3 separate regions of the Homo sapiens genome follow, and regions 2 and 3 are each linked to region 1. A link is a loop called in an ENCODE intact Hi-C map of the cell type or tissue named here. Cell type or tissue: PC-3. All regions are shown on one strand. Region 1 holds the start of LOC124902208 (a long non-coding RNA gene). Region 2 overlaps LINC02937 (long intergenic non-protein coding RNA 2937). Region 3 overlaps AUH (AU RNA binding methylglutaconyl-CoA hydratase).

The links. A loop is a pair of places that touch in the nucleus more often than their neighbours do. Peaks named below come from ENCODE experiments on the same cell type or tissue, not always from the same donor. Only the 100,000 strongest peaks of a DNase experiment are listed, where the experiment ranks them.
Region 2: a loop joins it to region 1, with 4 times the contacts of the local background. A loop is called at or near these places in 14 of 110 quality-filtered maps.
Region 3: it touches region 1 in a loop (2.6-fold over the local background); 10 of 110 quality-filtered maps call a loop at or near these places.

The regions. Positions count from the first base shown.
Region 1 is chr9:91,191,570-91,194,069 of GRCh38, reverse strand. LOC124902208 (a long non-coding RNA gene) reads right to left here and starts at 1,048. Exons shown (of 2, transcript XR_007061660.1): 1 at 954-1,048; 2 at 1-692. RefSeq lists enhancers at 1-227, 131-390, 809-1,103, 2,070-2,239. In PC-3, no CTCF peak of the experiment used is centred here; DNase peaks (open chromatin) are centred at 339 and 949; H3K4me3 peaks cover 874 bases; H3K27ac peaks cover 2,304 bases.
Region 2 is chr9:91,130,462-91,132,961 of GRCh38, reverse strand. The region is part of intron 1 of LINC02937 (long intergenic non-protein coding RNA 2937); the gene reads left to right. All of the region lies in intron 2 of LINC00484 (long intergenic non-protein coding RNA 484), which reads right to left. Among named protein-coding and RNA genes, the nearest start is that of LINC00484, 13 kb to the right of the region's middle. In PC-3, no CTCF peak of the experiment used is centred here; a DNase peak (open chromatin) is centred at 1,241; H3K4me3 peaks cover 520 bases; H3K27ac peaks cover 2,441 bases.
Region 3 is chr9:91,244,932-91,247,431 of GRCh38, reverse strand. The region is part of intron 6 of AUH (AU RNA binding methylglutaconyl-CoA hydratase); the gene reads left to right. Among named protein-coding and RNA genes, the nearest start is that of LINC02937, 83 kb to the right of the region's middle. In PC-3, no CTCF peak of the experiment used is centred here; a DNase peak (open chromatin) is centred at 1,371; H3K27ac peaks cover 1,708 bases.

The DNA.
Region 1 (2,500 bases):
GCATGTGCTCAGCTGAGCCTCGGTGCTTGGAGCAAGCGTGTGCAACCCCAAGGCCCCCGACCGCGACTCGCTGCTAACATTCTGGCTTCACCGAAAGCCAGTGAGTGGTTAAACACTGACTTCTGACCCCTGCTCCTCCGGCGATCTGTCTTGCCCCTCGCATTCCTGCGGGTCCCGGGCTGGGGGACGCTGCCTACGTGCGGCGGCTGCCCTTGCGCGGCCGAAACGCCGGCTGCTTCCTGGAACGCGGTGCAGATAAGAAGCCGCTGCCGGGCTCGGGTTTCAGAAGCGCGCCACCGCGGGTTACAAAACCCTGTGTCATAATTTCACTTCGGATTTTTTTTTTTTTCTTTCCTAGTGCTGGCTTCCCGCAGAAGGACGTTTTGTGTGTTAGGTCCATGTGTGCGTGTGTATTTCCTTTTGGTAATTATTTTGGAAAACGTTCAGAGGCTAAAAATAGAGAAGCCAGAAGCCTCCTTGCTGCGCGACTCGCGGCCCCAAGCTCTCCAGCGCACAGGGTCCTGCTGAGACACAGCGACGACCACCGTGTGTCCCCGAGTGCCCGAGCCCCGTGCCGGGCCTGGCCGCTGAGGACGCGCTCCCCGCCACCGGCTCATTTTCTCGGTTCTAAAACCTTCAATGCCCGTCGCTAGCAACTTAATCTGCGCTCTAACTCGCAGAATTCTTTTGACCTGTTGGAGAAAAATAGCATTTTAAGATGTGGGTTATTCAAGAGGGTGGAGTCGGCTAAGTTTAGTGGACGCTAAAAATAGCCCAGCGGTGCGGGCGGGTCAGGCCTGGGGGCGCCAGGACCTCCGCCCTCACCCTGCCCCCTACGGGCCTACGAGCCGCAGCCCTCCCAGGGCCTGTGCGTAATTCTAGCCAAGGCCCAGTGTCATTTCCAAGAGGTGCCTCTCGGCCGGGTTACTCATATGTCAGATTCCCATTCTCACGTTGTGTTTCACGCAGCAACTGCATTTCCAAAGAAAAGCGTGAGTCACTACCAAGTGGCTGCAGAGGGAGGGGAGGGCCACCATACACCGGAAGAAAGGGGGGGGGGGAAGGGGCCTTTTTATAGCGTTCTGAGCTGGCTTTCTTTTCCATAGGTTAATTTTTATCTTAACTACCAAACTTAGGCTGGATCGCCTTTTTATAAGAAATCTATTTAAATACAAGGGATTATTTGAACTTCTTTTTAAAAAGCCAAGGGCATTTTTTGTGTGGTTCTCAGCTTATAAATAAAATATATTAATAGTTGTTTAATGGGCATTTAAAATGCCAACTGCCTGTGACTGTTTTTAGTGCATTCTTCAAACACCACTTGGAGACCTGAAACTGCCCCCTCGGTTCAGTCCACAAGGGGACTGCCACCTTGCCATGGGCCAGGTATACCCAGCCCAGCGAGGCCAAGCTCATTGCTCTGAACAGATGGTGATTTTCAAACTGAATGCTATTCTGGTGTACTTATTTAGGAACAAGATCTAAAAATAGACTTGAATGAGCATAACCTGCAAAAATAAGTTGTCAGCTTCTTTTTACTCCTGGAGGGTTGAAAACAAAGCTGTCAGCAATTTCTGCGAGCTGAGGAATCTGTATACTTTCTTATTTTAGAGAGAGCTTTTTCAGTGGGACTGTAATTGAGTCCCCTTAAATCTTTGTGTCAACAAATTACCATCTGTTGTTCTAGAGACTCTCAAATTGGTGAGACTCGCTGCTGCTTACTGCCGGGGTGGAGGGGGATGCTATCGTTTGCCCTTGTGGACATGAGCTTTGGAGAGGGAATGGGTGCCGCTGGTATCCGACGTCATTGCAGGAATGAGTCCAGGCTCTGCCAGCCCCCATTACCCAGACCCTGGGGTCTTGTAGAGGTAGTGATTGAGAGATGCCTGGGAGTATGGGCTTGGAGACAGGGGTGGCACTGAGGTGGAGAGGAAACCCCAGCCAGTTTTGGCGGGGCCTCAGGGGAGTCTCAACACCTGTTGGTGGCTGGGGTCATAGTAGCCCAGAGCGCTGGGTTTTGAGTAAATCCATGAAGCGCTCAGCCCTTCTTTATAAGGTACTTGGTGTAGCCTTTGTGGCAGGAAACCACAGGTAATGGGGACAACAGAGGGCCTTTGTCCCCAGTCTGGCACATCCACACCATTTTTCTGTGAAGTGACCGCACGTGCTGACCTAGAGAGAAGTCAGAAATGGAACTGAGCCCTTGTTTCTTCTTGGAGAGGAGTTCCCCTGAATATGGGAAACCGAATGAGGATGGAAATGGCCCCTCTCTCTGGATGGAGGATGGTGTGCAGAGTGGTCCCCAGACTCCGTACCCTTTGGAGGTCAAAAGTCTAGGCCCCAGCAAGCCCTAGACTTGGGATGGCTGGCCCTGGGGCTGCCCATCCCGTCCAGAGAGCTTGCCTGGCTCCCAGCAAGGTTCTGTGCCTTCAAGCAGGGGAAACGGGCTCTGGCCAACAGAAAGTGAAATGAGTGGCATTAAACTCAGCAAAATCAAGTC
Region 2 (2,500 bases), 61 kb after region 1:
ATTATACTCTAAAGCTACTGTAATCAGAGTAGAATGGGTAGGAAAAAAATGAAAGAGGCCCATAGACCAGAAATAGGTCCAAATATATATGGGATTTTAATATATTTTCTTTTCTTTCTCTTTCTTCCTTTTTTCTTTCTTTCCTTTTTCTTTTCTTTCTTCCTTTCTTTCCTTCCTTCCTTTCTTCGTTCCTTCCTTGCATCCTTCCTTCCTTCCTTTTTCTTTCTTTTTCTTTCTTTTTCTTTCTCTTTCTTTCCCTTCCTTCTCCCTTCGCTCCCTTTCCTTCCTTCTCCCTTTCCCTCCCCTCCCCCCCTCCCCTCCCCTCCCTTCCCCTTCCTTTCCCTTCCCTTCCTTCTACACAGTTTTGCTCTATCACCTAAGCTGGAGTGCAGTGGTATAATCCTGGCACACTGCAACCTCCGCCTCTTGGGTTCAAGTGATTCTCGTGCCTCAGCTTCCTGAGTAGCTGGAATTACAGGTGCACACCACCACGCCTGCCTAATTTTTGTATTTTCAGTAGAGATGGGGTTTCGCCATGTTGGCCAGGCTGGTCTTGAACTCCTGGCCTCAAGTGATCCACCTGCCTCAGCTTCCCAAAGTGCTGGGATTACAAGCATGAGTTACCTTACCCGGCTGGGAATTTAATATATGTTAAAGCAACATTTTAATTGAGTGAGACACAGTCGGCCCTGCAAAAAATCCTTGCCGAATGAATGAAGGCTTGTGAGAGTTTGAGGGAAGAAAAAGGCTCTCCATGCATTGCTAGTGGGAATGCGATTGTTAAAATAGTTATGGAAAGTAATACAAGAGTATTTATTAAAATAAGAATGTTTCATCATAACAATCCTTCCTTTTAGAGACTGTTCTTCAGGAACAAAAATGCCAATAGATAAAGATATATTTATTGCTTATAATGGCAAAAAGTGGAAATGATACAAATATTCATCAAAAAAAGATTGGTCGACTAAACCAGAATACAATCATACTATAGAATATCGGAATAGAATGCAGCTCTCTAAACGTTAGGTAGAATTCTATATCTCTGTATCCAAGAAATACCCATGATGAATTGTTAAATGAAAAAGCAAGTTTCAGAATATGATAATATTTGTGATCTGAGTCCATTTCTCTGTGCGTGTAGGAGAGAGAACCACAGGCCTCTGTGGTCCGTATGTGCACGGTGAGCGTGCAGGAGGCTGCATGCCAATGCTGTCAATGGGGTGGGGATGAACTGTGGCAGGATGAGTCATTTATTGCTGTTTCCTTTATACATGTTCTTTCTTTGACTTATTACAATGAGCACGTACTACTTTCGTCATTTCATAAAATCCAGTAACAGCTTCTCTGCAAAGCCCTCCAAATAAATAAAAAGTCTGTGTCCTTCCAAGAGCGGTACTGAAGTGGTTTAAAGCTCCCCAACTCTGGCTGGCACTGGACAGGAGCCTGGGGGTTGACCGGGGGAATGGGGAGAAGGAAGATTCAGGCTCTATCCTGGTGACAAGGGAGCATACCTGAGCTTGCCTGACCCAGATGTCTTTTTCTGTAGTAACTTTTAATTTTGATATACTTTTAGACTTACAGAAAGGTTGCAAAAAAAAAAAAATCAGAGTGACTATATAACCTTCATCTATAAAAAATCAGGGGCCAACACTGGTGTAATGCTATTAACTACAGACTTCATTTAGGTTTTCCCATGTTCCTGTAACATCATTTAGCTGTCCCAGGATCCAATCCAGATCCCACAGTGCACTGAGCTCTTGCTCCTTAATATACTCCAATCTGGGATAGCTTCTCAGTCTTTCCTTGTTTCTCTTGATCTTGACACTTTTGAAGGGCACTGGTCAGTTATTTTGAAGAACGTCTTTCAATTTGGGTTTGTCTGATGTTTTCTTATGATTTGATGGAGAGTATGAGTTTTAGGCAAGAAGACCTCAGAAGTGCCTTTGTCAGTGCAGTGCAGCAGGGGCACGTGATGTAATATGTGTCATTGTTGGTTTTGTTAGCCTTGATCATTGGGTTAAGGTAGTGTCTGCTTCATTGCTTAGTGCACAAGTAGTAAATATCAATAAAAAATGTAAGACATAAGAAATACAATAAGAAATTATAAAGTAAACATAAATAAGAACTAGTTTTCCTTTTCTATTAATTTTTCCCTTTGTATGAATAGACATCTATATTTTTCACTCTGATTAATAGACATTTTGTGGGGAGATACTTTGGCACTAGGCAAATATCCCTTTTATCCACAAACATTTGGCAGACTTTGCCTGCAACCACCATTACTGTGGTGTTCACCAAATGATGATTTTGTATTTTCCTTATTCTTTCTGCATTTGTTAGTAGAATTCTTCCATATGACCTCTCTCTCCTCCCCCATTTACTTACCCATTTTATTCTGTTATTTATTCTACTCGTATGGACTCAAGATATTTATTTTATTCTATGTGACAAAGACATCTTATGACCAGTTTAAGTAAGGGACTTATGGACTATCTTCAAT
Region 3 (2,500 bases), 53 kb before region 1:
GCTGTGAGAGTGAGAAAAATGGACCAGTGGGAGTGGGAGAGACAGGAGAGATGATCTGCATAAGAGTGTGACTGACTGAGGGGCGAGGCAGGGAAGGGGAATGGTGCTGTGGCAACCACCTTTATGGGGAGTGAGAGTTAGCTGCCCCCCTTACCCTCTTGCAGAGTAGCACTATCGGTTGAAGTTGATGGGTCTCTGCAGCAGTGTTTCTCTGTCCGGATGTAGACTCAGAAAAGGTTAAAAGGGTGATGCAGTGTACGGAGGAGAGTTTGCCAGCCATGTGCAGTGAGAGAGGAAAGAAGGCTTCACTGCAAAGAATGTGGCTGAGCTGTTGCAGCAGTGGGAGGAGGCTGTATGGAAGGGAATTGAGTGTGAGTAGGCTGAAGGATTGTCGGGGAAAGGAGGCAGGTAACAGAAGACTCAGCTGACTGTGGCTTAACAAGGCCTTGGGTATCTTTTTATAAGAAGTCTGGGAAGGCATTGCTGGCATGGCTCCGCTGCTGGCATGGCTCCGCTGCTTAGGCATGATGGGGACTACCAGACTTTCCAGCCTGCTGTTTTGCCATCCTCATCATGTGGCTTTTCAGCCATAGACTTGTCTTCTATTCCTAACTCTTGGATTTTGTGCTTTAGAAACAGCAGTTTTCCTTGTTAAATAGTCATTTATCCTTTATGCCTATTCTCTTAACGTTTATTTGCTTAGCTTCTAACTTCATTGTGTGCATATACCACCTTTAAACAAGTGTTTTGCCTTTGGCGTGATTTCTGACTTTAGCCTTATTCCTTCTAGCATGCTATTTCTAATTCATTTATTAGTTCTGTATTTATGTTATTTTGGTCCTCAGTGTTTCAGTTGCTCTGCAATCTTGTTTTTCATTTCAGCGTGTTCATTTGCCATCGCCTCTTTGAGTCTCATATATTGATTTTATGTCATCTCTAAATTATTTCATAGTAAGCACTTCTGGGAACTTTTCTTCAGTTATTAGTTAGGCTTTCTTAAATAAAAGACGGTGTCTTTAGGATGCCATGTGTGTGCCTTTGCTGTCCTCAGTAGGGGGCTTGTTTGGTTTGGTTTGCTTTGAGGAGTGGGGAGGCTGGCCTGTCTTGTCCAGTAACTATGCCATGTCTTTTGTTAATCTTCCACGTGGTTTTTTGTTTGTTTGTTTTTTTAGCATGAACCTCTGTCAGTATTCTTCTTCTTTTACACAGCGAGTGAGCTTTGGGTTGATTCTGGTTGAGGGCTCAGAATTGTTGTGGTGTTTCTTTTGCTTTTCCTCTTTGTCTGAGAGAATGGGAGGAGAGGAGGCAGGAATCACCCAGCAGGGCGGGAGGCCATGATTCAGCTTTGTAAATATCTTTTCCCAGGCTGCCTCCACCGAATCTGCTCATATCTGTTTCCTGTGAGACACACCCTTTGCTTAATATGGTTTCCCAGCTCAGGACAGGGGTCTGGCATTTTAGGACAGTAGGTCTCTGGTGTTTATGGGCCCTGCTCCTGTCCCCATCCCCGTCACATCTTGCCAGCTTTAGACAAGAAGGATGGGCACAGTCCATGAGTGTTTTTAGGGACAGCGCAGGGGTCAAAGGTGCACTCCCTCTAGAACACAGGGGAGGAGAGGGCCAGAGCAGGCTCCCCAGGCTTGCATCCTGGCTCCAGGCCCTACCTTAGGCCTCCGTTTTCTCATCTGTGTGGAGGAAGATGATAGTCCCTACATCCTGGGGTAGGTGGAAGGATTGAATGAGATAATGCCCATAAGTCACTTGGCACCCGTTTGCTTCTATCAGCAGATGTCAGCTCCAGTCATTGATGCTTCATAGACTTCTCACTCAGGCACTTCCTACTCAGTCATCTTGGTCCCACTGATCTTGTTTCATTTATTTTCACTTTTGCTTTACTTTTTACTCAACCCTTGCTTAATTGTTGGGGGTGATTAGTGATTAGGTGATTTTGATATTTTTCTTCTTTCTCCAGCTTTCCTCTTATCAGATAAAAACCAAAATGGCTGTCTTCTGTGGGACTCCCTGCTGAGAAGTGGGGCCTTGTTTCTCAAAAAGCGTTCTGATTTTAAAACTTTTCATTGGCTGCCATTGCACCCCTTTGTCTTCTCATGGGAAGAGGGTGTAATAGTCTCATACTTTTCACAGTTCTGCCCATTTGCCAACTCTGTGCCTGGGGTAGGCCATGCTTCCCCACGGGGCTCCTGGGGTGGGCCGTGGTTCCAGTTCCCACCTGCTGGGCCCACACTTGAAATCTCTTGTGTGTGCTCCCAGCCCTGCTCTTCATGCTTGTGCCATGCAACTGTGTCACTTCCTCTCTCGTTGCTTTTTTCCTCCCCACCTCTCATCCCTTCCCTCTCTGGTTATTCAACTAATTGTTGTTGCTCTGATTGAGTTCAAAGAGGGTGTCTAGGAATTAGTTGTGAGCTAGCTAAATAGAGAAATCTGCAATATACATTTTAAATTTGTAATCAATGCATATTTTGTTTTCAGTGTTTAAAGA